Linked DNA regions of Mus musculus: region 2 is linked to region 1. A link is a loop called in an ENCODE intact Hi-C map of the cell type or tissue named here. Cell type or tissue: heart. All regions are shown on one strand. Each heading gives the region's core, and the rest is flanking DNA. Links, peaks and the distances in the headings are about the cores only.

Region 1 (15,254 bases), core at 2,759-10,758:
CCAGCTCTGGAAAGTCAGGGACCATAGCCACTATTTTAGAATTCGGCACATAGCAGATATCTCAGGACTGTTAGGGATGTTTGGATGAATAAGGAATAAAAGCTCCATACAGGTAGGATGCGAGAGTTTGAGCATGAAGTGTCGCCCCCCCCCCCCCAAAAGAGGTTCATGCACTGAAGGCTTAGACCCCAACTGGTAGTGCTATTCTGGTAGGTTCTAGAAGCCTTAGGAAGTAGAACCTATATGGAAGAAGTGGGTCAAAATGGGTATGCTCGTGAGAGCTATGACAAGTCCCCAGATCCCTTGTCACTTCTGCTTTCTGGTTAGACATACATGATGGTACCACCATGACCCACGTTTCTCCACAGAACCAAGTAACCATGGACTGAGCCCTTTGAAACCGTGAGCCAAAAGAATCCTCCCATTTAAATGTTTCCCTTAGGTATTCTGGTCCTGGCACCTAAAGTTCTAACATATAGGTCCACCCAGTCCCACCATATATATGCCATTTGATTCTGTCTAACGGTAAAGTTGCCTTAGTTCTAAGGGGAAGAGTGTACCATCCTAGAACAGAAATCCCTGAGGGTCCCAGACTCAAGAGACAATTGGGGTCAGAACTAAAATCTTCAGGAAGCTAAGAGTTCCCAAGTGACATGAGCCCTCCCTGCTCCCTGCAGCTGGCACTGGCCCTAGCCTGAGTACTGGCCTCTTATAGGCCTCTTCTTGTCTACATATGGTTTCAGCCTTCCTCTAGGGGGCTTAGAACTTAGGCTCGGGGCTAACAACTACATCTGGGAGGCTCTAACCCAGAGAAACACAAAGACCTCTTTCAAAGTACAAGTACTGAAAAAAAAAATATAATCTCAACACTTCCTCCGTATGCGTCATACCTTTTTTTTTTTTTTTTCCTGATGTCAATAGCATGTTGGCCGATTGGGTCTCAGAGACCATGTTAGGATGAACACTGGTTGCTGTGTTTAATTAGAAGGGCAAAAGATAGAGTAGCTTGGACTTTGAGCAGAAAGAAAACCAAGAGGAGGAGCTATGAGGCCTGGCAGATGTTCTCTGACACAGTCAGTCCCTGCCAGCTCTGGGCCCTGTCCCACCCCTGTAGAAATTCTGGCAAGTCCTATCGTTATTTTTTCTAACCTGTCATTATCTGTCTCCTGGAGGTAATAACTTCAAATTTCATAGGACTGTTCAGTGAAAATTAAACAAAAGGAAACACATCGGATACTTTCTATAGTACTAAACATATAGCAAGTATCTGGCACCAGTATTTTTGAATCATAGACATTGCTTTATTGTTTTTTGCTTTGCTTTAAGATTTGCTTGTAAGATTCTAGAGAGAGGCAAGCGGCCAAGGAGAAAAAGATGATTAACAGTTTCCAGGGACCCATGCTGAAGTAGTGGTAACGCTGGAGTGACCCCTTGCTGGGGCACAGATGTTCAAGCCTCCAGATGTTCACACTGGACTGGTTTTCTGTATGTAGCACAAAGGAGCTGAAACCCAAACAGGTCTGGGAAACTTGTACAAGCACAAAGTCAGTCGGGAGCACAGCGACAGTCTTAAATCAATTGCAAATAAAAGCCCCAAGAAGGAACTCTACTACCGCCTGCACCCGCGGTAACCTGGAAAGCTTGCTTCTGCTTCGGGTTTCTCCACATTATACAAAGGAGTAGGAGAGAGAGAAGTGGGGAAAGAGGAGGGGTGAAAGATGGGGAGGGGAAGGATGGAGAGGAGGAAGAGGAGAAGAGAGGGGGAAAAGGGAAGATGGAGGAGAAAGAAGAGGGGGAAGAAAGCGGTGGGGGGAGACTTTTTAAACATTCCTCCCCCAACTTCCTGCCTCCTGGAGAGAGGAGCCAGCAGCCACCAGAGATCTTAGAGGGACGCCTTGTGTCTGGGCCACCACGGGCAGTCAAGGAGCCTTGCTTTTGGTCCTAGGGGAAGCTGTCCCTTGAGGAGGCTGCAGTGTGTCCACCAACATGGTTCAATGAGGGCAGTAGTTTGCACACATGGGGAACCACTAGGAATGACAGAGTCTAGCCCCGGGGCTATTTTAGGCCAGACCCAGAATTGGAGTCAGTGGAGGTTTTGTTTATGTAACATCTGCTCAAGGCTCTTTGGAGCAAATAACCCAGGCTTCCAGGCCTGCGCTCGCTCAACGAGCAGGGGCGTGGCTTCGAGCTTCCTGTTGTTCTTGGCACTGCTTCCCTGCTGTTGTGGCTCCTCTCCCAAAGCTGTTTGCTGCCTCCTAGGCTCAGCGCAGTAGCTTTCTCCTTAGATCCCTTTCTAGGGTCAGGATAGCTTGTAAGTAGCCATGAAGCTAGAGGAGATGGTACCGCAGGGACTATGCTCCAGGGAGTTGCTTCCTGACCCCCGGGTGTCCTGGCCACTTGTCAGCCTCCCCCTGCTTCACAGTGCCCGCCCGATCTCTTACTTGAACAGCTTTCATGACAGGTCTGGCATGCTAGACAAAAGATTCTGTTCTGTATTCTGAGAGCACAGATCTGAATCACGACCTGCACCTGATCCTTGCGGTCTGGAATTGTCTTTACCTGAAAAGCATATAAACAGGACTGTTTCTTGGTGTCCTCCTGCGATTGGCTCCAGTACCCAGTGGATACTGAGATGCAAGGATGCTCGAGTACCTTCTGTGAGATGGATAGTGTTTGCATAAAACCCACGCAATCTCCTGATTACTTGTTTCACACAAATCAATGTAAGTGCTGTGAGTAGCTGCAGTTATTGCTTAGGGGAAAATGACCAGGAAAACAGGAGTGTACATGTTTAGGACAGATGCGGTTGTTTTTCATAAACATTGTTGTCTGTGTTTGATTGACCCCATGAAGGCAGAGCAGACACAGTGGGTTACCGTACATATTATAATATACACTAATTTTCTTTGTTTCAGGCCTTCTCAAGGGCATGAAGACTGTAGCTTTCTAAAAATCCAGATAATGTAGGTACTGTGTATTTTGTCATGAACTCTTTGTATGTCTGTGTGTGACAATTACGTATGTGTATGCATATCTATAGCTATCTATATTTATATCTATCTATATATAATGTATTTTGACTAAATTCACTCTCCCCCATTCTTTCTTGTCCCCTCTTGCTGAACTCCATATTCCTTCCACCCAGTCCCTCTCCTACTTTCCTGACATTTTTTCTGTTCTTCCTCCCCGTCCCCACTCACAACTTACTGATTTTAATCAGCATTGTTTACATGAGCTTGGATAGGAATACTATTTCCTAAAGTCTGGACGACCTACCTGTGGCCAGGAGGAAAATCCCCTCCCCTCCCCTCCCCTGATACCCTGTTAGCTGCCAAGAACTCCTCAAGGAAGGCTAGGCCTCATGAGGAGGCCTCCCTCCCTTACAAATGATGGACCACTGATGGGCCCTCAGTGGGCAGGTAACCATGGCTACAAGTTTATGAGTACAGTGGCCATGTCATCCTGAAGATTGGGCTTCGCAGCACTCTTCCTCATCTTCTGACTTACATTCTTTCTAGTCCCTGCTCCATGATCCTCTTTGTGCCTTGGAGGGGGAAATACAGATGTGTGGATACACACAGAGGATAGCACTGTCAGAACGCCCCACTGCCTCAGCCGGTGGCAGAGGCTACTGCCTCACTCTCAGCATCTCGGAACAGGAAGCAACTCAATGTCCCACCAAAGTGAAACAGATAAGTAAACTTAGCTACACTCACACAGCATCTCATATACTCATACAGAATACTCTGCCTCTGCAGAAAAGAATGTGTCACCCATGCCCTCAACTGTACCCATGTCTAGATCTGTACCCATGCCCACATCTGTACCCATGCCCACATCTGTACCCATGCCCACATCTGTACCCATGGCCGTATCTGTATCCACACCCACATCTGTACCCATGCCCACATCTGTACCCATGCCCACATCTGTACCCATGCCCACATCTGTACCCATGCCCACATCTGTACCCATGGCCGTATCTGTATCCACACCCACATCTGTACCCATGCCCATATCTGCGCCTGTACGAGCAGGATATGAATGAAGTCTCTGCCAATAGGAACAACTTTAGGAAAAACTTTAATTTTTTCCTCATGTTTGAAGGCAAATTTTCAAGTCTCTAAACCCTTGCCTAACTTCTGCTAATCTTCTCTGGCGTAGAGAAGGGCGCCAGCTTCCTAATAGCTCTGCTTCCCACAAGCCTGGGGAAGTGGAAGCACAGCTCTTGGTGGGGAAGAACTCAACTTTGATTGTAGATTTTCTTATTCTTACTAAAACCCAATAGACTAGCCAGTTGACCAAGGGAAAACAGTTGTTTCAAATTAGGTATAATTTTGAATTAAGCCAACATCGGCTTAATACATTTCAACTTAGATATTTTCCTATACACAAGATATTTCCCTAAGTCCTACAAAGATCGATATTTGGCCTCACGCTTTGTAAAACATCAAAGCAAGCTTGTTTCTGACAGTTGTACTGCCAATGCCCTGGATTCAGAGGAAAGGATTTTTATAAAAATCATTTCTGTCCGGGGACGGAGTCTTCATTCACTCAAGTAATAGATTTGGAAACAAAAGCAGTTAAGACATGTACGCTCCACTAACAAGCCAAAGTGCTTGCAGGTCTGTAAAACATGGCGCTACTCCAGGCAGTTCATCATCCCATCCATCTTCCCCTCGCAGATACTCCATCAGGTTTGTGAAAATCTCTGGCTTTTGTACTTGGGTCTCACTCACCTGATACTCCAGTTTTCAGTGAAAGAGTATTAAATGAATTAGAAACAAAGAAGCCAGAGACACTTGAAGGAGAGTCAGCCATCGGAGAAACTAGCTCTAGATCTTTCTGGCCTGGCCAAGGGACTGGAAGCAAGTTATCTCACCTACCTGAGCATCGCTGCCACCATTCATAAAATGGGTACAGTAATACTGACCTCCGAGTTTTTGATAAGAATCCAGAAACATACCAGTGGGGTGTTGGAATAAAATGCCCCTCCCCATTTAAGAAATATGGTAGTTGTGTTAGACGTTTTAGCAATGGAAATTAATACAGACAAATGGTCTTCTCCCTGCAGGAGCTCACGACTGATCAATAGTTACCACTCCACCGAGCGGCTAAAAAGATGTTTCACATAACTAACCGCCCCTCAGGGAAAGGTGATAAAAACCACAAAGGTATGTGATACTGCCTCACACAGGTTAGAAATGTCTACTGTAAAAAACACAAACAGACAAAAAACAAATCAGGAAATAAATGTTTTTTTTTTCCTTAGTGGCACAGAGAATTATAGTATGTCTTCCGTCATTGTCATTTAGAGATGACATCGTGATATTGTTTCTTAGCCACTTCCCCTCTCTAGAATGCCTCCTTTACAAGACAGAGAACTCTTGATTTTTCTCTGTTGCTACATTCCAACCATCTAGAATCACGCTGGCACATGGTAGCCTCTCAACAAGCATTGGCTGAATGGATGGATGGATGAAGTCCATGCCTATTGTCAATCAGCGGATGATGAAACAAATGCATGACTTGTTTCATCACATGGAAAAGGAACCTTTTCCTTACCTCTTCTTTCCCAGGATCCCTCCTAAAGGACAGCCTTGTTGGGGCCCCTCTACTCATCCTCCAGGGAAGGAAGGCTTCCAGGAGCCGGGAGGCTGGGATGGATCTCCCTATAGGACATGGAGTTAATGGGTTTGGTTCAGTCCTGGCACCGAGACAAAAACAAAACAAAATAAGCAAGAAATTAGAGCAACCAGGAAGAGACATCCATAGATGACAGGGACAATACTCATGGTTAGCTCAATTGCAGCAGTGTTGGTTCATAAAGCCTTTAACACTTAACCCACTCATTCATTCACTCATTCATTCAGCAAATGTTCCTGAGATGCTGAAGTTGAAGTTGCCCTGCCCTGTAGTAAAAGTGTCTGCCCTGGTTCCAAGGGGTTCAGCTCTGCCTCGGGTATGCCCTGAGGGTGCCCGTTTGCTACCTCCTGCTTTCGATTTGCTTTAGGGAAGCCAGGGGTGGAGGGGAGAGCAGGTGTTCTCCCTGACAGTCTTGGGGTCCAGTGTCAGGTGTCACAGGTGGTCTCTGTCCTGTTTCTCAGCACCAGGGCTCCCACCTTGCTGGCTTTGTCTACCTTAAGCTTCAAGAGTCAGTTACCAAATACCTCTCTCACTGTCTTTCTGGAAGGACCCGAGTCAGTGAAGAAAGGAATCCCATGAGAGGGAAAGGTAAAAACGTTCTGTATCACCGAGATCCACTTCTCAAATAGGTTCAAGTTGACAGTTCACACTCCATTTTTAGGCTTACCCATCATGCCCCAGGCTTAACCTATCTGGGCATGCCTGCCATACTTAGAAGTTAAAGGGGTGTTAACTCTTTAGAAAGCAGTAGGAAAAGAAGAAATATTTAGGTTCTCAAATGTCTTTATTTTGTCTTAATCTGAAAACAAATGTTTTAGTGTGTATAGAAATCTCTTAGATTTCCCCCAAGTCAATACTAAGTGTAATGTTGAAGTGATTAAAGTTTGCCAAAGGAATGTTGATGTTGACCTTTTATGGAGAGGATGGTCCACGAAACTCACATGATATTCCTGATGCTACCAGGTGAGAAGTGTGACTGTGTCATAGTAAGACACAGAGCATTACATGTGGGGAGCGGGTGTGGCGGCAGTCCCAAAGGCGCCAGGGACTGCAGCTAAGTCATATGACTTGCACCTGACTTCCTCATATAAGACACAAACATCTTGAGTGCTGCGCAGGTGTACCAGGATACAGGTGAATCCAATTTGGTGGAGATTTGCCCCTGCTGCCCTGATTAGCTGAAGCTGCGTGCCTGGTGAGGGGGCGTGGCCTGCGGTGCGTGGATGGGAACTGAGAGTATAAAAGAGTGAGAGGCCCAGGGTTCAGGGGAGATATAAAAACAAGGGAGATATAAACAGGGGAGATATAAAAACAAGGGAGATATAAACAGGGGAGATATATAAACAAGGGAGATATAAACAAGGGAAATATAGAGAAAGAAGAAACAGGACTGAATAAACGTGTGCAGAAGGATCCTGCTGTGGCGTTGTTCTTGCTGGCGAGTTGGGGGCGCGCTCGAGAGTTGGTGCCGAAACCCGGGACAAGAAACATCTTCAGGCACAAGCGAAGACCCCCTGCTACAGGGAGGATTCAGAACTGCAACACGGGGAAGAAGTGGTTAATAAAGGTTCCCGTAAAACAGACTGTTGAGAAGGATCCGGCGTGGATTCAGAACTTTTCAGCTGGGGAACGGTACTGATGAAGAGAAAGAAGAAAGATGAAGACTGAATAAACTGCTGTTAGAAGGACTGGTGGTCGTGTCGTTCTTGCTGGTCGAGAGCGGGCGTGACAATTGGTGGCCCGTACGGGGAACCGACTCCCCCACCGAGTTCAGAACTTTCAGCAGTCAGTGGTTGCCAGCAGGGTAAGTTCACGGTGAGTGAAACTTGCAACCCCAGGAGTTTGGGAAGGACCTCGGATAAAATAGAGGTGAGCATAAAGTTGCCAGGAAGTAGGCACAAAGTAACCCAGGAGTTTGGGAAGGACCTCGGATAAAATAGAGGGGAATATAAAGTTGCCAGGAAGCAGGCACAAAGTAACGATAGGTTCCCGGTTTTGGGATAAGTTAAGGTTCCCGGTTTGGGGACAAGTTAAGGAACTATGATAACCTCAGTGTAGTGATCAAGAGATCCTCGCTGTGTAGTTATGTTTTTTTCTCCCATTGACCCTTTGTGGGTAGGTCTGATAGTTTTGGTCTTGTTTGTTCTGATATATGGACTCTGTTACTGTTTGAAACTGTGTGTAGAGGCAGTCAAGACAGGTCAGAAAATCCTTACAGAGCAACAAGAAAGTATGTCGGAAAAGGAGAAGGGCTTAAAAAGAAAAAGGAAAAAGAAAGACAGTGTTATCAGGTGGACAGAAAGGACAAAATAAAAGAGCCGAGGTGGAGGAGGAAGGCGAATTAGCTTTTGTGCCGCCTCCCTATGCCTCCTCAGCAGCCACCTGTAGGTGGACCTTCTGTCCGGAGATTTGGAGAGGATCGACCAGATCAGGTGTTGACGTGGGCGAGAGGGTCTGTTTGTGTGTTTCCACAGGACCAGACGGAACCTCTTTGGGTGCCGGAGAGATTGGTGAGACGCTGCAAGAATGAGGCTCCTGATCCAGTTGCCCCTGTGGATATGGTGGATGATCCCACAAACACAAAGGATGGAGTCGAGATGAGAGATCCTTTCGTTATTCCAGAAGCCGATACCAGCTCGACATGACATTCAAATTTTTCCACGCTTTTTGATCCCTGAATTCCCCTTAAAGAGATAGCCCCGATGGCCATCTATCCCTTGCTTCAGGGAAGATGAGTGGGGATGAGAGCCCTGGGATGTATGCTTGTAATAGTGTGTGTGTTTGGCACATGTGTTAGGTGCAGCGTGTGCAGGCCCGCACTTTCGCCATGGTAGCATAGGCTTTTGCTGCAGTGGAGGCGGGACAATCTCCTCAGATTTGGTTTGCCGCTCTAAAAGAAATTATGCTGCGTTATGCCGTGGGGTGCGAGGCTAAGCACTGCACAGAGGATAGCTTGCTGTTGGCATCCTGTGGAAGGCATGTCTGATTGCATGAAGGTTCAGTGTCCTAGTTCCCTTCCCCCAGGAAAAACGACACGGGAGCTGGCCAAGACCTCTCTGGGTGATGAGCCTAAGGGATGGTTTTGTGTAGGGCCCCTATGCTTGCACACTGGGGATCAGACCTCTACCTTCACCCATGAGGCTTGCTTGCAGCGATTAAGATCTGGCCATAGATTAATCAACATCCTGGCCTTTTGATGCACCTGCCACAAGCAAAACACAATCTCCCCAGGTGTGGCTTGGCATGATAGAGAGGTAGTCAGTGATAAGACTCCCTGGGCATGTCACCAACCTAAGACAGGGATCAAACCAATGCTGTTTGTCACCCAAGGACGGGTAAGGGGCATGGCTGCGGGGGGCTATCTACAGACATTCTCTCTGCCAAAAAAGAAAAAAGGGGGAATTGTGGGGAGCGGGTGTGGCGGCAGTCCCAAAGGCGCCAGGGACTGCAGCTAAGTCATATGACTTGCACCTGACTTCCTCATATAAGACACAAACATCTTGAGTGCTGCGCAGGTGTACCAGGATACAGGTGAATCCAATTTGGTGGAGATTTGCCCCTGCTGCCCTGATTAGCTGAAGCTGCATGCCTGGTGAGGTGGCGTGGCCTGCTGTGCGTGGATGGGAACTGAGAGTATAAAAGAGTGAGAGGCCCAGGGTTCAGGGGAGATATAAAAACAAGGGAGATATAAAAACAAGGGAGATATAAACAGGGGAGATATATAAACAAGGGAGATATAAACAAGGGAAATATAGAGAAAGAAGAAACAGGACTGAATAAACGTGTGCAGAAGGATCCTGCTGTGGCGTTGTTCTTGCTGGCGAGTTGGGGGCGCGCTCGAGAATTACATGGCGTTAGTTCCAGAGCATGCACGGCTGCGGCAAACAGCTCAGAGAGCTAACATGCCACTGGCCCACATTTTAAGCATATTATCTTATTTCAGAAACTCCAGAAGCCCAAACATTTCCCCAATTTACAGAGTTTAAGGACTATTACTCCATCTCCAACTCTGCATCCTTCATTATCTCCCTTTATTAAAAAGAAATAAATGATGGGGCCAGTGAGATGGCTCACTGGGTGAAGTGTTTGCCGCACAAACACAAGGACTGAAGTTCCAGCCCTATGTTAATGGGCACCCGTGTAAATGCCAAGTGGTTGTGGCAGCCTGCACAGCAGGCAGACACAGGATCCCCAGAACAAGATGGCTGGCAACACTATCCAAATCTACATGCTCTGGATTCAAGAGAGATCTGTATTTTATATATAAGGTGAAGAGAGATAGAAGAAACACCCTACATTGACCTCTGACCTCCACGTGGGTTCATGTATGTGTGCATGAATATAAGCTTGAGTGCACATGCGCGCACACACACCAAGAGAGATCATTTTTAATTACCTTCTCCAAATGCTTTCCTCTGTTCTCATTCATTCATTCATTTGAGAGAAGGCCTCACTATGTGACCCAGGCTAACCTTGAACTCTTGGTCTTCCTGTTTCAGCCACGAAAGCCTTGGGATTATAGGGTTAGAAGCCCCCACTCCTTTCTTAGCTTTTCCCTCAAATTAGAACCAGAGGCCTGAGGATGTAGCTCACTGGCAGAGCAATCGCTAAGAATGTAGCAGATCCTGGAATCAAGCCCTGGTACTGTATAATAAATAAATAAGAACCTAAAAGCGAGATTCTGGCAGTCCCAGACCCGTGTTAACTTCCAGAATGTTCTGACTGTGTTCTAAGATGCACCTGTGGTCTTGAGGTCATGATTACCTAGGGCAGCCTGCCTTAGAGAAACATGTGGTTGTTATTTTTTTTAAACACATTTCATGTGTGCAGGGGTCATTTAAAAGCACATTTCACAATCAGACTTGATTGTATCGGCCTCTGTGCCAACACACCCACGCCGTCTTCAGAATGTGGCCCCAGGGAAGTTCAATTAGGAAAACCAGAAAAACGGAGCTTGCCCACTGGAAACAATCCTGCTCCATCTGTCCCAGAAAAACAAGGGTGCTGACTGCACAGGGTCTGGCTTCTCCTTCAGACAACTGGGGCCGCTCACTGCCCTACGCCGTGACCACCACTGGGTGAGGGGTCAGTCACTGTACTGGGGGTTGAGGGGAATCTAGTCTTGTGTTTGTCACTCTTAAACTAATGAGGGCAGCCATCTTGGCCTAAGCTATCAAAAGACTGGCGCAGAGGCTTCAGAGGTCCCTGTGTCCTGTTGTACCCCTCTTCTTCTCCTCAGCACCCCCTGACTGCCTTTCTCACTCAAAGCAAAGCCGAGTTCATGCCATAACCCCATGGCTTCTACTCCCCTGTTCTGATGGTCTCCTGCTTCTCACGTGCTTCCTGTAAAGCTGGCCAACCACACCCCAACATCAAGGGTTCTCTATTGCTATTCCTTCAGGTAAAAATACTCATCCCTGGTGTCCACATGTCTCGGTCCTTGCTCTTCCTCTTTGACCTAGATGTCATGACAGTGATGCCTTTCCCGACAACATAGCATCTCTGCTCCTCACCATTGAGCCACCACACTCATCTCTCCCAAATTCTCTGACTCCACTGCGTTCGTAACCTCTAAGTGTAACATGTAGCTTATTTATTTTCCACCGGCCATCTCCCGCTTCACTTCTTGAGAACAACTTTCTTCTGTCTGCTTTGTTTCCAACTCTGTCTCCTAGAACCTCAAATGCCTAGAGAATAGTAGTTGCTCAGTAAGAACCGATTTTTTATTAGATATTTTCTTTATTTACATTCAAATGTTATCCCCTTTCCTAGTTTCCCCTCTGAAAATCCCCTATCCCCTCCTCCCTCTCCTTGCTCCCCAACCCACCCACTCTCACTTCCTGGCCCTGGCATTCCCCTAGACTGGGGCATAGAACCTTCACAGGACCAAGGGCCTCCCCTCCCATTGATGACCGACTAGGCCATCCTCTGCTACATATGCAGCTAGAGCCATGAGTCCCACCATGTGTTTCCTTTGATTGGTAGTTTAGTCCCAGGGAGCTCTGGGGGTACTGGTTAGTTCATATTGTTAAGAACCGATTTTTTAAAGCAAATAATTGGCTGAAGGGGATGCTTAGGAAATAAGCTAGAAAATGCCATGCAGGAATTGTTTGGGCGAGAACAAAAGGCAGATCATCTTTAGTGACAGAAACCCAGCTGACTCTCTGGGGAATGCGGTACTTAGTTTCACAGGGTAGAGGCACTTAACCAAGTTAAAAGAAAGAAAGAGTCAATTGAATTGAGTATAGCTAAAGAATGTTCCCTGGGGAACTACAAGAATGGGTTCAGAAAAGGGAGGGTACAGAAGCCAGGATGGCAATGGCCAGATGGCTGCTCCTGTCAAAGTCTGGTGCTTCTCTTTCCTTGTTTAGGTGGTGGGGTGCCTCTGGCAAGTAGAAGCAGAAGACTTAACTGGATTTATGTTTTAAGGCAACCTTGTTGGAAGTCCTAAGAAAACAGTATCAGAGAAGCAGGGATTGGAGGAAGGAAGAAGTGCTTCACTGCAGCTGCACTAATACAATGTAACAACTACAGCCCGGCAGGTGTGATTGTGGGTGTGGCCAGAGAGAGAGAGAGAGAGAGAGAGAGAGAGAGAGAGAGAGAGAGAGAGATTTAGTTCAGAAGCCGTCCACATCACAAGAGAGAGGGAGAGAGAGAGAGAGAGAGTGTTTTAGTTCAGAAGCCGTCCACATCACGAGAGAGAGAGAGAGAGAGAGAGAGAGAGAGAGAGAGAGAGAGAGTGTTTTAGTTCAGAAGCCGTCCACATCACAAACTCATCACCATCACAGACTCGTCACTGATGGAGAGATGGGGCTGGCTGGAGCAGATGAAAAAGTATAAAGAGTCCCCCAAGTGTCATTGTAATTAATGATGTAAATATATAAGCTCACCAGCCAATAATTGACTGAGAGAGAGCCCAATATGCCTCACTAATCCCCGCACTAGGGAGACAGCTTAGAGTAAAACAGAAAAGTCCTAATTTGGGAAGCCTATAACCAGGAAATGAGAGTGTCAGTAAATAAGTAAGGGGATAATAAAAGCTATAGCAAGCTTTACGGAGGGACTAGAATATGATAGAGAGATGGGTCCCGTTTGGTTTACTAGGGAGTCAGATATACTAGGGGGTGATGTTCAATTGAGAACCTAGAACGTGTTTCAGAAGCACAGAGATGAAAGCAGCAGTCTGGGCAACAGAGGCTGGGGCTACTGTAAGAGTGAGCTGCTGGAGGAGGGCAGCCTCCTTGTCTGTCAGTCAGTCTGTTGGTCTGTCTGTCTTGTCACAATCTGGCTGCCCTGGCACTCACTATCTAGACCAGATTGGCCTTAGACTCATGAAGATCCACTTGTCTCTGCCTCCTGTGTGCTGGAATTAAAGACATGAACTGTTATACCCCACCACCTTCTTGTCCTTTTGAAGATTGGGGGGAGGGGGGAGGAGGGGAATGAAGAGGAGAAAGTAGGACTCATAAATCCTCCCTGAGGGGCTCCCAAGCTACCCACATGTAGCTGAGATCCTATTGACAGTTTATGCTGTGGTTGGAGAAAGAGTTGGTTTTCTTCAAGGGTGTGGTCCCTGGTAGGTTGAACTTGATCCTGCACTTGGCTCTGTATCCTTGTGTATTTGCGCAGCACAGATTGAATTTGTGCATTTTACACACACACCCCCAAAGAGTACATGAAGTTGGGATGTGGATGTGAGGGATGAGGGCTGGATACGAGGGAATTAGGAGGAAGAGGTAGAGAATGAGTGGCATTAAAAATATGTTATATGCATGCAAGATACTCACAAAGAATTAATAAAAATATTATATTAAAACTCTCTCCTAATTGGGGCAAGGGGCCACATACCTCTAACTTAAGAACTTGGGGGAAGGGAAGGCAGAAGTATGGCTAGCCTGGTCTATATAGCAAGTTCCAGGCCAGCCAGAGCTATATAAAAAATCCAGTCTCAAACCAACAAAGCTAAGAATTCCTCTTACATTTATATCCTGGGTGAATAAGTGAAAGTTGATGTCCTTTACTAAGAAGTAGAGAGGAAGAGTAGGTTTTGAGATGGCTAGAGGGAATCAAGTTTTATTTTAGATACATTCCATTTGGAAAGCACACACTGAGGAAAAAATCCAGCTGGTGGTAGGGTTCTGGAGTTGAAGGACCAGGATATGGTCCTGTAGCGATAGAATGGAAGGTATTTGGCATGGCAACACTGGCTGAGATTACCCCAGTGTCTCAGCGTTACATTGTTTCGATGAAACACCAAGACTAGCCAGGCAGTGGTGGTGCATGCCATTAATCCCAGCATTTGGGAGGCATAGGCAGGCAGATTTTAGAGTTCAAAGCCAGCCTGGTCTACAAAGTGAGTTCCAGGACAGCCAGGGCTACACAGAGAAACCCAGATTTGAAAGCAAAACAAAACAAATGAACAACAACAACGACAAAAATCAAAACACCGAGACCAAAAGTAACTTGGGAGGAAAGGGTTCGTTTGGCTTGTGCTTCCATACCATCATTGTCAGGCCAGGAACTAAGGCAGGGCAGGAACCTGGAGACAGGAGCTGACACAGAGGCCATGGCGGGTGCTGCTTGCTTACCCCCTTGCCTCCTATAGCATTCCAGAACTACCAGCCCAGGGGTGGCCCCACCCACAACTGGCTGCCCCCCCCCCCACTTGAATCACTAATTAAGGAAATGCTGGATGCCTGTAGCCTATCTCATTGAGGCATTTTCTCAGCTGACATACTGCTTTGACGGCCAGCTAAGGAGATCAGACATGGCAAGACAAGGTATTTGGGGTGTCTTGCCATGTTAAATACTCAGAAACACCAGCAAGAGCAGCTCTAGCAAAGTGGAGACAGCAAACGTGCAAGAAAGAACCGGAAGAAAGAAAGTGCGGTTAGACTAGAGTGATTGACATTTACACAGTACAGAGATTGCAGAGAGATGAGGCAGGGAATGGAGAGGACCAAGGCCAAGGGGACTCAGAGTAAACATATTCATAGATGTTAATTACAGGGACTTATAGTAAACATACACAGATGGTAATTCCCTTTGGGAAGAGCATGATTGTTGTAAGACAAAGGGATGATTGTTGGTGTCAGCGCCTTGGGTTCCTGGACGGAGGAAACAGTGTACTGTGGTTCTGCTTCCACTTGGCTGTTAGGATACCAGGCTCACGAGATTCTAACACGCTGCTTAGTGGAGACAAAATGCAGCCTAAGATAGGGACCCCAGCCCATGTGAGAAATGGCGGGGGTTGGGACAGAGGCTGTGGTTCTCAAACTCCTGTGCATTTAGATGTTGCTGGGATCCTTAAAGAGTTGAAAATGGGGGCCCAGGGCCTGAGATGGGGGAATCCAGCTTAATTCAGGGTGAATGCTAGGAGTATAGAGAGGTCTTCAGAGGGCTGGCACGGCTCTGTATAATAAACGCCTCCCTCAACAGACGTTCTTGATGAGGGAGACAGTCCTTGCTTGTCCAAACTACTTTATTCGTGGTGGAAAATGCATACTACTTACTCAGAGTGAACCAGAGATTAAATCCCTTTTGTAAGGAAGGGATGCCCGGGAAGGGAAGCTTATTGGCTAAACCCTTGGGGCACATAATTTGCATGG
Region 2 (15,254 bases), core at 4,733-12,732, 150 kb after region 1:
AGGGAGAAAGCCCCCCCCCCCTTCAGTCCAGTTGTAACCACTTTTCTGCGTATTTTCCATGTCTGCTTAGCTGCACCACTGATATGGAGTGTCCACTGTACTTTTGCCTAGAGTGAAACCTTTGGAACATGGTCTTTGAAGCTGGAAAGGCAGTACAATTTTGTTGAGCAATTAAAAGGGACAGGGCATTCCCCACAGTTCCTCTGCATCTGGAGAGTAGCTTTGGGTTCATGAATTGGGACAGGCTGGCCCATGTGACCAGGGGCTGTTTCTCATCATGGCAGCTACAAAGTTGGGGGTTAACCTACACTATCTTCACCAGCCTCTTGGTCAATGGCTCTCACAGAGCTTTATAATCTTTTCCCAAGGGAGTCGTTCTGATGTCATAATCCACAGCCCTTGGTGTCTTTACTGCACACCAGGGACAGATGGCTTGATTGGTTGGTAATTCAGAGGCAAGAGCTCAGAATTACAGCGCTAGTTCATAAGTAAACGCCATGTTCACTGAGGTAGGAACCATGATTCATTTGACATCAACATGTAGACGTTCTCTAGCCCAAATTCTGACACAAACATGGAAGTGGACACTTGGGAACGTGTCCAGGGAGCAGTGCATCCTGGGACTCGATTTCTAGTTTATTCATGCCAGTGACAACAAGAGATTTTGATGGGCGTTACTCAGAAAATTGTTTCTTTCTTAAAGAGACTTCAGAGCATGACGTACACATGGGCTAGAGATGCAGTTGGTAGAGAGTTTGTCTAGCAGGTAGGGAGCCTTGCTTTGGTCACTAGCACTTCATAAGCTGAGCGTGGTGACACACACCTGTAATCCCAGCACTCGGGAGGTAAAGGCAGGGAGGTCTTAAAGTCATCCTTGGTTATATAGCACATTTGAGTACAGCCTGGGCTACACCAGAGCTTGCCTTTCCGTCCCCACCCCCAACATATAGTGGAACCAATATGCTTGCTAACGTCTGCTGGGTGTCTATCCCAATGACTGTATTGGATGTGCACATGTTCTAGGTTGGCAACACTCACTGTGACCGATGGACTGCTTTGCCTCCCCGAGTGATATTGCTGAGGTTGACTGTTCTCCCTTGAGGTCATATGGCTGCTTGGAATCTAGGGCTCGCTGCCGCCTTGCATTAGGAAACAGGATAACACCACACTGAGCGTCTGGGAAAAGGTCAAAATGCAAAGTCTGGCAAATGCAGATTACCGCCCTGCCACCGAGAGCCCCAAAATCTAAGTTGCCCTATCAAAATCAGGAATCAACTGTCATCACATCTCCCTTAGGTAGCTTCCAGACAAATAACATCCATTTTGCAAAGTGGAATGCCAGTCACGGAGTGATTATGTTGATTAAACAATAATTAGATGGGTACTGGCAATTTGCAGCATGCAATTTACAAATTGCTTCTTCTATCAAGAGACAGGGCACAGACTGGCACCGCTCAGGTAGTGTTTCCAGAAAGTGGATGTGAGCTCACAAAGGATTTCATTCTCAGGACCAGCAGTGCCCCTGCCTTCCCAACCCCACAGCTCCCCTCACACACCCCGCCCCTCCCCCAGCACCATCCCAGGCAGCAGCCCGGCCTGCCATGATTCCGTCCAAGACAAACCTTCAAGTGACCTGGTCCACAGGAAGAGTAAGCAGTTTTGAGCCCCCAGAATAGCAGTTTCGGCATCTGACTGTCTGCCAGCCTGGTTGATAAGTCTCACCACATAGTTGATGATGGCCAGTAAACTTTGTTGACAAGGGACAAACATTTCTGGGATCTGTCAAAGTCATAACATGGCTGGCCTTGCAGCCAGGACATCAGGATCTTTGATCTGCGTGGGCAGTCAGATACACTGGGATAGGCTGAAGCAGAGAGAGAGGGGGAGAGCGGGGGGGGGGGGGTGGGAGACAGAGACAGGCAGAGAGAGAGAGAGAGAGAGAGAGAGAGAGAGAGAGGCCACAAAGTGTTAAATCTCAGGCTTGAGTCCTCTGGATTTTCCAGTTCTGCTGTGGTATTTTATTAATCTGCTCTAAACTCCCCAGCCAGCAGATGTGCACACCTCTTGCTATTATCCCAATGTTCTGGATTCCCGCAAAGGAAGACACATGTACACAGCCTTACATCTTAAATAACCTTAAACAGCTTAATGCCTGAGCCACTCCCTAACTCCACCTGACTAAACATACACTTCCCTCCGATATTCCTGAGTTAATACCTACTAAATCTATATTTCATCTTTGCTGCCCTGGACCCTGCTGGGCAGCCCTCCTGGGGCTGCTTTCCCCTGTACCTACATGTCAACTGTCTCTTCCTCCTGCATCTTTCTGGCAAAGTCGGTCTCTCATGCCCTCGTCACAATGGAATCCTCTCTTCCTCTTTCCTTGGTCCCTTCCTAGGAATCTCAAAAGTCTCGCCTCTGTTTCCCTGCCCAGCCTCAAGCTGCTGGCAACTTGATTGACCAGTCAAAAACCAACTGGGGACAGGGTCCCCATAATTAGCATGAGAACACAAGCCAATACACAGCCTTTTAAGTTGGGATAAGAGCAAAGCTTTTATGGAGTTGGGAAAATAAGAAGAGGGATCTGAGTGTACACTAAGTAGCTTTGGTGGAGTTCTGAGGCCAAAAAAGCAGAGTGAGATTGAGTAAGTTATGTGAAGGGCTTCAAGGCTAAGAAGGGTAAACTATCTTCCCAGTACACAAAGCGTTCTGGAAGCGTCAAGCCATGCAGACTCCACATGTGTACTCCGTGACTCCTTCCTTCCTTGTGAGCCGGTCTTCAGATCCAGTGCTCATTAAAAACAAGCATCCTTTGGCATGGTAGAGCTGCTTTGTAAAAGAGGCGTTCTTCCTCTTGGTACATAGTTTGACAAGCAGAACACTACCTGGATGACGGCCCCCACAGCGTGCCTGGTGGGCACACATGTGCGGGACCCAGTGACTCCATTGTATATTTTGCCTCTCTCTAGTTGACTCTTCAAAAGCACTGTTGACTTTCTAGGAGTTGAATTGGTCCCGGAGGTAGCATTGACTGGTAGAGAGAGTGTGGGTTCGAAGTCATACAGAGCTGTTTCTTATCTGTCACTTACTAATGCTTGTATTAGAACTAAGCCTCCAAGGAAAATCCTCCCTGCTACGTGACATTGGGAAAGAAACATATCTCTAAAATGGAGACCAGCACTGGGTTGGTCTCAGGTTTGGCAATGATTATACAATGTGGAAATACGATGCATTGTTTCTCTGAGGGCGGCTGCCTCTTCCAAACTCGGCTCTTCACTTATTCTAGGGCAGGAAACCCCTACCTCTCCATCAACAGTTCTTGACATCCACCACAGTGTCAACAAGAGCACCACAGTAGTTACTTTTATACAGCTGTGGCCAAAACATTGAAGAGAACACCTTGAAAGAGGAACAATCATCGCTCCCCATTTCAGACTTCAGTCTATGGTTGCTTGGCCCCGTGCACTTGAGCAAGAATGTTAGGTCGGTGGACATATGTGATGGGTGGTTCTGCTGAACAGGAAGCAAAGAACAAGAAAGGGACTGGGAACAAATAAAAATGTCAAAGGCACTCCAAGGACTTGCTTTCTTCAACAAAGTCCTATCTAAAGTTTTCACTCTCATTACATGACCCTATCTATGGGAGAGCACTTTAGAGTCAAACCTTACCAGAGACCACAGTGATAGCAAGGTCAAGGGAAAACCTACTGAACATTATTAAGAACACACACACACACACACACGCACACTAACTTAAGCTTCAGGGACTGTTTATCAAACTATATCTTTTTCAGAAGACTGTTCGAATGAAAAGAGCAGCAGTGAGTCACAGCCTCTTAGATCTCTGGTGGAACAGAGACCTTTATGCAAAATGTCAGTTTTATGTAATCCAATTGATGGTCAATTTAAGAGTAAGGCTGACCAGCCAGATTGTAATTAAGTTCGTGGAAAAGAAAGCCGTCTTCTGGATGTCAGTTCTCAGCACTGTAATTAACCAAATCCTCTCCTGTAATTATCTAGATCCTCTATTACTGACAGGCAAGCAGGGGGATAGAGAGGCGTGTGAGTGGAGTCCTCTTTGAGTGCTTAAGGGTGATCATCAAAGTCAAAAAGGCAGCCGATTGCCCTACACGTACGAAAGCACCTGAACACTGTTTCCTGGAGAGTACCTGGGTCAGTCTTCCAGGTTCAACACTGACACAGAAAACCCATGAACTGCTCATGCACCCACACCATCGGACTTTATATAAGCCACATTCAGAATTGCATGCAGTGTCTGTAGCGATCCTTCCTTAATTTATGTCAAGAGTCCTGTTCTTCAGGAGATGGCTATAGTTAGTCATCTGGCTTGATATTGTCATGAACAACTCACAATAAAAGAAAGGACTAACGTATTCATAAGAACTTACAATATCTGGAGGAGTTCAGTTGCAAAGGATGCTGACACCAAGTTCCCTCTTGGGAAGCCCTGCATCTCCGGCTATGTTAATGCCATGCAGTTTCCCTATGGCTATGCTAACACCATGCCGCTTCACAGCCTGGTCTCCTGTTTCCATTCAAAAATGAGCAAAAGTTTTACTTGAGTAACTCAGAAGTCCCTGATGCCCCCCTCCCCCTGCCAAATCTAGGGACTCCGTTTCCTCCTGGGTCGATTAAAGTGTTTGACCCCATTGATTTCACTGTAGTTTCTGGTGACAGATTTTGGTCATGAACAAGGTTAATAGTTAAGTTGGGAGATGGGTAAAATGACAAGTTTAAGTTTCAATTGTGTGTTTTTCAATGTCCACTGCTGTTCCCTCCCTTGGGTTATGGAATCCCTCAAAGAATTGAAAAAAAAAAAAAACCAAAGAAACAAAATCTTTAAATGGATTAAAGCTTAAAGGGCAATCTCGGTAAAAACAGAAGCCAGGACCACGTTTAAGAATGAATCCAGGTCACAGTTTTGAGCACTGGGTGTTTTCTGGACACAGTATGGGAGTTGCACATATGAATTCACAACATTTGAGATAGAGTGCTTGGAACCTGTGCAGGCTCAGGCCAGACAAAATTCTAGCATGGAGAGAGGAGGTAGGCTCCAAGTCCCACCCCTAACAACAGCTAAGGAGCTATTGGCAGCTGAGGGCTGATGTTTGAAAAGGGAGAGTCTGTTTCTTAAACAGTGTACACCGTGATGGGTAGATCACCCTCCAGTGATAGCGTGGAAGCAAGAGTTTGTGGGCAGCATACGCTGTACTTACATAAAGGTCATGAAGTTGAGTAGGTAGGGAAGATAGGAATGGATGTGGGAGAAGTGGGGGAGGAGGTAACCATGACCAAGTAGAAGTTATTTAGAATGTTATTTCAATTTTTCGTGCAGTTTTTGAACAAGGACTAGGCTGACCAGTTTTCACACAGGTAATTACAGTCAAGATTCTAATTACTGCTAATTACTACAATATTCCCACATCGCCCTTCAACAAGTGCTTCAACAACGAAGGCTGAGAGCCGACTGCTTACTGATGCTTGATATCGTTCCTCTCACAGATCTCAGGCTATCGAGTATGCTTAGATTCCATAGATTCCAAAGTCATTCAAGATAAAATTAAAAAAAAAAACTTTAATGTGATTTATCTTAAGCCCAGAAATATCACTGGGTTTACTAAGATGACCTTTTAATGTAGCTCCTGAGATATATAGAAGTTTCAGAAATAGGGGCTGGAAAGATGGCTCAGGGGTTAAGAGCACTTGCTGGCCTTATATTGGACTCCATTTTGGTTGCCAGCACCCAAAGTGGTCTTACAACCACTTGTAACTGCGCTCCACATAGACATAACATAATTTTGAGGTCACGAAATGCGATTTGCAGAAAGAGTACTAAGTTTCCGTTAAAAATGTTGAGAAAGAAAGGAAGTTCATTGAGCAAACAGAAACTGTTTGGGAAGATGGAATTTTTATTCAATTTGTGCAACAACAACAAAAAAAAAGACTTTAGCACAAAAGAACCAAATGTCTTCGTGGGGCACATTGACAAACGGGGAGGAAGAACGCAATTTCTCAATATCCAAGTGTCAAGTCCTGTGCTTTGGAGGGTCTGTGACTTCCAGCCTGGAAAGTGTTAGACAGAGGAGGCCTTTTCGTAGTTACCCAAGGAGTGCCACGTAATGGATGTGAGGGAATGGAGGAATGGTTTTGAAATGTCATCTGGAAATAATTTCCACTTGAATGCCATGTCACCTTCTCCCATGTCTATCTCCACACGGAGCTGTGACCCCTCTGCACAGCCCCTGGGGTTGAATGGACTTCACAAAAGCACAAAGACCCAAAAAAAGACTCCTGCTGACATCTGGGTGCCCAGGCTATTTGGAAAGCCCATCAGAAAACCACAGTGGTCAGGCTGCCTTGATTCCTGTTACCCCAAAAGCCGTTTCCCATCAACCTTGAAGTAAAAAACATTTGATCCGTAGTCCAGTTCCCAAAAATGTGCTATTTATGTGTGTGTATGTGTTTGTGTGCGTGCGTGTGTGTGTGTGTGTGTGTGTGGGTGTGTGTGTGTGTGTACATACGTGCATGTGCATGCTTGTGCATGCTACAATATTAAGAATTAAACATAGGCCTGTTACATGCTCTGTGGTCTCTGCCCCGGACCCACATCTCCAATCCTCTTTGCCATTTATTTTGGTTTTATTTGCTGTTTACTTTGATATTGGGTCTCGCTCCCTAGGCCAGGCCAGTTTGGACTCCCTCATAGATAACGCAGAACCTATTATCCTCCTGCCTCAGCCCTCTGAGTTCCTGACATCACAGGCCTATGCCTCCAGGGGGAACTCATTTCCAAATGTTCTATAAGTAACCAAGTAGAACAATTCTCAAAGGAACCAAAAATAGCAGGGACTAAAGTTGGGCAAAAAGCTGCCCTCCTTCCCTACCCCTGCGTACATATTCCCAATCCCTAAACAGTTTACAGAAAACCCTCATTGTCTGTAGCTTGGGACTCTCCAGCTCCCCTCCCCCAAAATGTCCAGGAAGAGAAGTTGATGACCTCAAAGAGGCCAGAGAGTCCTAGGATGGATAAACTGTCTTGACATCTCTATGAAGAATTAACCTGGCATGTGGACTGTGCCCAAACCCTCCACCATCCCTCATCAACCTCTGTCAATTGCACATCTGGTTTGAGCTTTGGAATTCTTCCGAGGCACCCCAGGGAGCAGCACACATATTTATCAGACTCCCCTGGCTATCTGCTAGGCTTTGTCTAAACTAAACAGGGAGTTTATTCTTCAAGTTTCTGGGAAGTACTGGAATTGCTTACAATGTAGAGCTGCAAAGGTTGCTGTAAAAGAACATATTGAAGCAGCCATTGGAAGGAGGGACATTTTGGACATCCGTCTAAGAGAATAGCATCCAAGCGAGCATGCACTCGGAAGCATCTGAAACCAGGAACTCCTCCACCACATCCCTAGCTTCCATTAAATCTTTGGGCCAAAACATAGGAAAAAGGGGGACTATGTACTACTGTCATTGGTAAGAGCATCCCCTTGGGGTCACAGCCCTGATTTCACACTGTCTGCATTAAACAAGGTAGCCAGCTCATCTGGTATGCCCAGGACTGACCACTTTTTAGATGATAATTCTGTATCTCTGAACCAGGTTAGTCCCGGGAAAACAGGGACTGCTAGTCACTAGAGGTTAACCATGACCTTGGGCAAGCTAAACTGTATATTGTTTCCAAATCTGCAAAAAAAAAGAGAGATTGATCAAGCTTGCCTGACAGGTTTTAACAGGGGTAAATAGGTTAAGTGTAAGTGCTCAGAACTGAGCCGCCTTCAGGACAATGAATATTGCTTACTTTGTCATAGACAAGTATGCAGAGGATTTAGGTCAAGATAAGAATCCCAATACTATGTCTGGCTTCCAACTCTTGCCACTGTGTTGAATCTCGTTGTCTGTACCTGTAAAGTGGGGGTATAATATCTCCCAGTTAGGACATTGTTGAATAGGCTAAACCCCAGTTCATGCCTGTTATTAAAAGCACTAATCTAATGACTGTCATAAGCACTGTCATGAACAATAGCAAACAGGGCACACTGGCCAGCATGAGCTACTTGCAGTGCCTCCTCTCTTGAGAAAGCCTGCTTTCAACAGCGAATACCCTGCCTTATGCATGCAAGAGAAAATAAAGTCTGGAACTAAAGAGCTCCCTCTAGAGGCAGAATAAATAACCCACCTAGCAGTGCCCATGAAGCCCAGATAGGAACCTTTTAAACTTCTGCTTCTAGGACGAGGAGGCCAAAGCTATTCCCAGAGATAATTAGGTTATTTCTGGAGATGGGGATCGTCAGTGAAACAGGAAGCCCAAGGGCATGCAGGGACCTAGGATGTGCACTCTGCTGGCAAATGGCCCTGGTGACAGGGCAGAGGCAAGGACACAAGCTGTGTGGTGCTTGTGGCTCGTGTCTCTCGGCCTCAGGCCTGAAGGCACTGGCTTGATGAGAGCAGGCTACGCTTGGCAGATCACGCTGCCTGAGTTCTTCTCAGCAGCCACCCAGTGGATGATACAGTAGTAAAGAATAGGATATACCCAAGAGCTGCTTCTAGATTTCCTTGGGTCTCCCCTGCTTCTTGTGTTCCAAGCACCTCTTGCTTATCAGCCACCCACGTGCATGGCATCTTACTGCCCTACTGTGCACACCTCAACCAGAATTCCACCGTCCTCTCCAGGGACCAGCTGTGTGATCCTGGGAAGGTTCTCTGTGCCTGGAGTATACCAGTGTTTTCCTCATAGGGCTGGTGTGAGGACTGAATGGATCAATACATGTTTCACAACATGCCTGGTCCGTAGTGCATAGCACGTAGCATAACTGTCAGTGTGAGTTGCCCCAACTGTTGATGATGAATTTGAATTGTGAACTGAGGTTCAAAGGATCAAACACAGTGCCAGAGCCATTTACATGAAGGGAAAAGAGGTCCAGTTCCTCTCTGTGCTTCTTTTCCTCCTCACTCCATCCCTCAAATAGAAACTGGCCCCGTTCAGAGACTAGCCAACCGTATCTCAGGCATACAGACCATCTTGGGTAAACTGAGTCACGCGTGCCTACTGAGGTTGGCATCGGACCCTTCATTACCTGTGTGAACTCTATCCTGAGGGCACCTTGTCCCTCCTCACACCCCATGTCCACCTGGGAGCCCCAGGCAGCTAGAACGCAAGTCCCCATCTCACATGGCTTCTCAGCTTGTTTGAAAATTTTCCTTTCTGGTGTTCATTAACAAGGGAACTGGGTGGCTGGAGAACTGGGGACATTTTCCCCCAGCGGTTTGGAGGCAGAAGAGAGGAAGTGATCCAGAGAGGCCATGTGTGGCTGGTGGGGAAGCCTGTTGGCTCTTTAAGATGAGCTCCATCTAGGTTCAAATTTATTCTCTCCCTCTAAGCTGACTACCAAGAGTACACTTGCCCACTGATCCTGCTTGACTCCTTAACTCATGCCAGCCTCACCCAAGACTACACATAAGCACCAACGCTTATTGCCGACATGGTTTCTGGTAGCAAACAAGTGACCCTGTGGTCCCATCCCACATGGAATGGGAAAGGAAGCATGGGGTTTAGCCTAGAAGGGGGATCAAGAGAATGTTAAGAGTAATTTCCAGAAAGTTCCTGGAAGGGGGCTTGTATTCAGGACCAGAAAGCTTGGAAACTAAAGCAATCCTGTTGGTGGAAACTGCACTGTTGCTTGAGTCTCTTCCAAGTATCATGATGAGAACTAACCGGCAGGGATGGGTCTCACTGGGGGTGGGGCGCGCGGGGAGGTGCTCAGGAGCCTCTGTGGGAGTGTTCGGAGGATGATGGCTGATGCACTTATTTTTATCTCAGACACAGTAGAGATGTCTAGTGTTTTCCATTCCAGGACTTGTGAAATATTGCCATATATTTAAAATATAGCCTGCCTCCTCCCCCACTCCAAAAAAAGGATTAAGGCAGCTTGCAACTATTAAACCGTGTCTAGTCAGCACAATTAGAAGCATAAACAGAAAGTATCTAAAAACAGAAGGAAGAAAAAAATAGCTGTTCTCAGCCCCCCCACCCCATCCCCCGGAGCTGTTTTAACACAGCCTGTGACACCCTGTCTGCCTGCACATTGCACACGCCAGTGAGGGCTGAGTGGTGATCAGGGTAAGCACGAGTTTGCTCTCTTGAAAGCTGTGATCTCTGGGAGAGAAGGGACAGTCATTCAAACGGGAAACGCTGGATGTGGCGGCACAGGCTTGTAAGCCTAGCACATAGGATGCTGAGGCAGGAGGATCTCACGTTCCAGACTAGCCTGGGCTACATAGTGAGAATCTATCTCAAAAAACATCAAGGGAGGAAAGGAGAGAGGGAGGGAGGATAGAAGGAGCGGGCAAGGGAGGAAGGAAGTGGGGAGAAAGGAAGGGAATGGCTGGCTGGCATTTGGCAATGGCAATCCTGTGTAGGCCAATGGTCAGAGAGCCTGAAGAAGTGACTTTGGGTGGAGCACCTGTCAGCTTCATTCCTTCTGCCCTCTCCCTCTCCAGACTTAGCATCAGACTTCTCTGTGCCTACTGTCTCCAGCCCCAAGAGTATAGCTTAGCTTTGCTGAGCCCCCGGGAGTGGGGGCTGGTAGTCAGGTGTCCCAGTTTAATTCACTGTTCTACTCTAACATTTCTCCTCCCGCTGATCTCACTTCCACTCTGTGTGTCCCCATCGGCAAGGCATGTTACAGGGACATGGCATGGAACCTACCATTCCCTGCATCCAGCATGAACTTAGATTCTTGGGGTTTTTTAAATGGAGTGTCTACACCTTGGCTACTACCTTCTTGGGGTCTTTGAATGGGGTGTCTACACCTTGGCTGCAGCTGCTATGCCTCATTTCTCTGGACTCACCTCCTCTGCAAAGCCTTCCCTTACACCCCTCAGCAGGGTGTGTGCTCTTCTGCTCTGAGCTCCCCCAACACTAGTCTCTACTAGCATCTCTCCATTAACAAGGCATGAGGTTTTTGCTGTGTGTCAGTCCCTCATGTGTATTGTACAGTATTGTTCTTTTCATTTATGTCTACTATTCACCTTGAGGTGAACTAACCACACTGTCACCTTGAGGTGTACTAACCACACTGGGTACTGTTTGTTGCCTTGCATTCCAGGCTGTGCTGGGCTCTCCACATGAATATCTAAAGCACACAGTAAACAGACATAGTAAGTGAGCATCACTGGGTCCATTGGGAATGAGACAGGGGGTTGGAAGTGGGGAGGATGACTGAGGGAGTTGAGTAGAACCTGTGCTTGCCAGCTAGGTATTTTCAACCGGAGAGGCTATACTTTCTTTCACCACCCTGTGTTTCTTACATGGCCTTCCATGAATTTGAATTCATTGAATGAAAACATGTATTCTAGTACTCCTCTAAAAAGCCCCCCATTGTACCAGCATAATGAATGCATCAAAAGAAGGCATGTGATCAAAAGTACTCATTAGGCTTGAGTATAGGCATAATGATTTTGAAACATACTGAAGCTGACTGTGGGACATCGGTCTATATTCCCAGCCTGCAAGGAGCTAAAGCGAGAGGATTATAAAGCCAAGACCAGCTTACCAGCCTGGGCTACATTGCAGTGAGAACCTCCCCCCCCCCAAACAAAACAAACAATAAAACTTCCAGCGTTTCGTAGGGAGTCTGTGAGGAAGATAAAGGCCAGTCTAAAGTATATTCCCTTGTCTCCTTTCCCCATCATTTTGTGTTGGAATATGTGGGACTAAAAAGGGATGTGATGAGCTTTCTGAGGGAAAGGGTCCCATATCACAGTCAACCACAGATAACTAACACTTTGCCAGGGCTGTGTGGGCACATCCTGCAGTTCCCAACACAGTGTTTCTGTCAACGCAGTACTGGAAGGGTTTACTGACAGCCCTGTGGTTGCCCAGAGCTAACCATTAGCAGAGGTCAAACTGGTGTCTCTACCACCAGCCATAGAAGACATGAGAATCTGTGAGCCAGCTCTTCCCAAGTCCCAGAAGGAGGAAGGAAGGCGTCATCTCTGTCTTAGAGGAGGATGCTACATGGCCACTAGTTCATCCTATTGGGCCAATTGTGGCAAAGTCTTCCTATGTAGCCCAGGCTGACCTTGAACTCAAGTCCTCCAGTACCATCTTAAATGCTGTGCAACCACACATCCTAAAAGTGTGGCTTCCTGATGACGCCCAGGACGCACATACGGAAAGAGAGTGCTGATTTCTACACGTGGTCCTCTGACCTCCACACACATGTGCTCCGAGTATCTTCCCCTTGTAAGTGATGAATTGCAATATTTTTGTAATTGTACCTTGACTAAGTAACTATTCAGGTAAATGTTTCTCTGTGAAGGGCACCGTCTCAGAGGTCATTACATACAACTATTTGTCATGTTGTTTTAGGGGTTCAGACCCTCATCTTGAAGAGTCTGAGTGTGAAGGTGGAGAGGCTTAGACTCTGTGCTGAGCCAGCACAGTGCCTTGGGGAACACAGGGAGAGCATCCCATGGCAAAGACAGGAAACTGTCGTCTCTCTTAGAAGGCCATCAGCCATTTGGTCATAGGGGTTCCATCCCGTGGCCTTGTCTAATTCTGATCATCACCCAAAGACCCCCAATCTCCAAGCACCACACTCCGATTAAAATTCCATAATCTTAATACCACAGGAGGATTATGTTTCAACACAAACCCTTGAGGGATACATTCAAACCATGTCAAAACCATAGCAGATGCTGTGCTGAGAATAAATGGGGGGGGGGGAACAAGTGTGGAGCTTAGAACCCTGTTAGGAGGTTGGGGCCCTAACCCAGACAGGGGGTGGACTTGGGGGCATCGGGGATGAGAAGCTGTTGTTTTCCAGAGGGTTTTTTGTTTGTTTGTTTTTTGTTTTTGTTTTGTTGTTGTTGTTGTTTTTGATTGGACTGCACATGGGGTGTCAAAGGAAATCGAGGGCCTCGAGGATGAGTCTGGGGTTTTGGCCTGAACAGGCAGAAAGATGCATACGAGAAGCTGTTTAACACAAGGATTCCAGAAGACTGACTTCCCAGGTAGAATCAGGATGGGTGGATGTTAGGGTGGGGATGTATTAGATGACAAAGTGAGGATGTGGAGTGGGTGGCTTGATCTGGAGCTCAGGGAATCTAGAAAGACCTGGACTAGAGCCCAGGCTGTGTGAGGGAAGAAGACACGGAAGTCATAACTGGATTCAGACCCCTGCTTCTTGCTGTGACCTTGACCAAGGGATTTTTTCCCTTCAACTACCCTCATCCTTATCGAAGAGGTGATGTATGAGACCTAATGTCTCAGAGCACTTGGGAGAGTTAAAGGAGGTCACATTTGTAAACCAGCACCTTGTCCATAGCAAGAGGCTGGTGGCTGTTTGCTTCCACCGGCCAGCCTCCTTTTGAGGAGTACAGACCCCAGAAGTACGGGAATGTCAATAAGAGCTCTGACTCATCCCACTAGCAAAGGAGAACATTTTCCCAACGAGTTTCTGAATAAAAACAACACCTCTCTGTGTGATTAAGGTGGATGAGAGGGAGAGAGACTACAAACCAGAGGGAGGAGAGTAGGCTTAGTGTATGCACAAGGCCATGGAGGGGTGAGCAGAGCCAGGGCAGCAGCTCCAGAGGAGGTAGGGCTGGACACACAGGAGCAATGCTTCATCCTTGAGGGTCATCAGCAGCCCGACAGAGAGCACTGTGGGGCCTCCCCACAGCTTGTTTCCTAGTGACCTCCACAAGGGACAGCCTCTGCTTTGTTCTGGAGCAGAGCCTCCTAGCTCATCCCAGGGCTTCCACCTGAGGCACAGGGTCACTTGTGGAGATAATGGAGCATCAAAAGCCTCAGACCCAGCTGGTGGCAGGGCACGGGCTTCTCTCCAGAATGCCCCACCTTTGACTCCCTTTTCGTGGAAGAAATAATAGGTATATGTGATAGGATGGGATGTGAAGCTATTGAAAGAAAGAAGAACCGCTGAGAACTAACTCTCAACCCCCAACTTGATCAGAAAAGTGGCTGGGACCTGGGGCTGAAAGGGGGGCCCTCTTAAGCGCCTGTCTTACCTCTGTGCACACATGCACCTCACACTCACATAGGTAGCAGATAGCAGAATGCCGGGATTTGGGGGTTAGTCTGTTGCTATTTATAAAAATACTAAATTCTGAGCCCCAATGTCTGGTTGCCATGCAGATGAGTGTATTCTCACGCATGCCGGCCTTTCTTGTGTAAACCTTGCTCCCCAGTTGAAAGATATTGGTGAATAAGGGGCTGGAGCCTGTGATTTGGCAGTAGAGAGAGAGAAAGGTGGGACTTGAGAATCATGTGAGGGGTCTTGGAAGAAACCATGGGGTCAGGGGTGGAGGGGACATGAGGCCGGAGGGATCATGACTCTGTAGCTAGAAGAAGTCCACCTTGAGGATGGACTGATGGAGCAGAAACAGCCTGGGCAAGATTCAGATAGCAGGTAACAGGGCCATATGGCTGGGATATAAGTTAGAATAGCTCAGAACCTGCCCCAGGCTAGGCTTACAGCTTGTAAATAAAATACCACGTTTCTGTGTCTCTTATTTGGGAGCTAGATGGGAAAGAGTGGGGCAGAAACTCCCAATAAAAAATGTTTTTACATCAGGAGAGTCATGTTGCTGCTGCTGCTGCTGTTTCGTGTTCTTCTTTATCCTTTTCATTTCAAGACAGCGAAGGGCTCCTGCAGGTTTACAGTGACATCTGTGTAGCCTTGGCAGTCCTAGAACTTGCTTTGTAGACCAGGTTGGCCTCAAACTGAGAGATCTGCCTTCCTCTGCCTCCCAGCTCCAGGGACTAAGGGTGGGTGCGCCACCCCACATCTGGTTTATATTGCTTCTTAGAGGACTGAAAAGAAACAGGCCCGGCTCTCTTGCATTTGCAATTTTTTCTATTAATGGGGCTTGGAATGTGCTTTGCTTTGAGATAGACGTATGCTGCATGTGTGTTTGTGTTTTGTTTGGACCACACAGTGTTTTTAAGCATGGTTTGGTGCCAATATTTATATATATATATAAAATCAGAAGATTTCACATTCAGATGTGGGGTCTAGTATCCAGATTGCTTGCTTCCAATAACACTGGCCTAGCTTTCTTCAGTGAAGCTCTGGGATGGGACTGAGTCTATCTGTCAATCAACACTGCTCACCATGTTTCCCACCCTCCCTCCCTCTCCTCCTTGCTTCACTAAGCTGTTGTGATCAATAGCTGGGTTAAAGTGAGAGCCGACTGGGCAGTTC

What was found. A loop is a pair of places that touch in the nucleus more often than their neighbours do. Peaks named below come from ENCODE experiments on the same cell type or tissue, not always from the same donor. Only the 100,000 strongest peaks of a DNase experiment are listed, where the experiment ranks them.
Region 2: it touches region 1 in a loop (5-fold over the local background); 10 of 42 quality-filtered maps call a loop at or near these places.

The regions. Positions count from the first base shown.
Region 1 is chr5:74,779,364-74,794,617 of GRCm38, reverse strand. No RefSeq gene overlaps it. Among named protein-coding and RNA genes, the nearest start is that of Lnx1, 84 kb to the right of the region's middle. In heart, for the core only: no CTCF peak of the experiment used is centred there; DNase peaks (open chromatin) are centred at 3,847 and 10,587; H3K27ac peaks cover 1 bases; H3K27me3 peaks cover 1,104 bases.
Region 2 is chr5:74,634,238-74,649,491 of GRCm38, reverse strand. The region is part of intron 2 of Lnx1 (ligand of numb-protein X 1); the gene reads left to right. It overlaps Gm32304 (a long non-coding RNA gene), which reads right to left and starts at 1,832. Exons shown (of 4, transcript XR_868495.2): 1 at 1,623-1,832; 2 at 1,039-1,176. In heart, for the core only: a CTCF peak has its summit at 8,191 (motif pointing left); a DNase peak (open chromatin) is centred at 8,391; H3K27ac peaks cover 285 bases; H3K27me3 peaks cover 706 bases.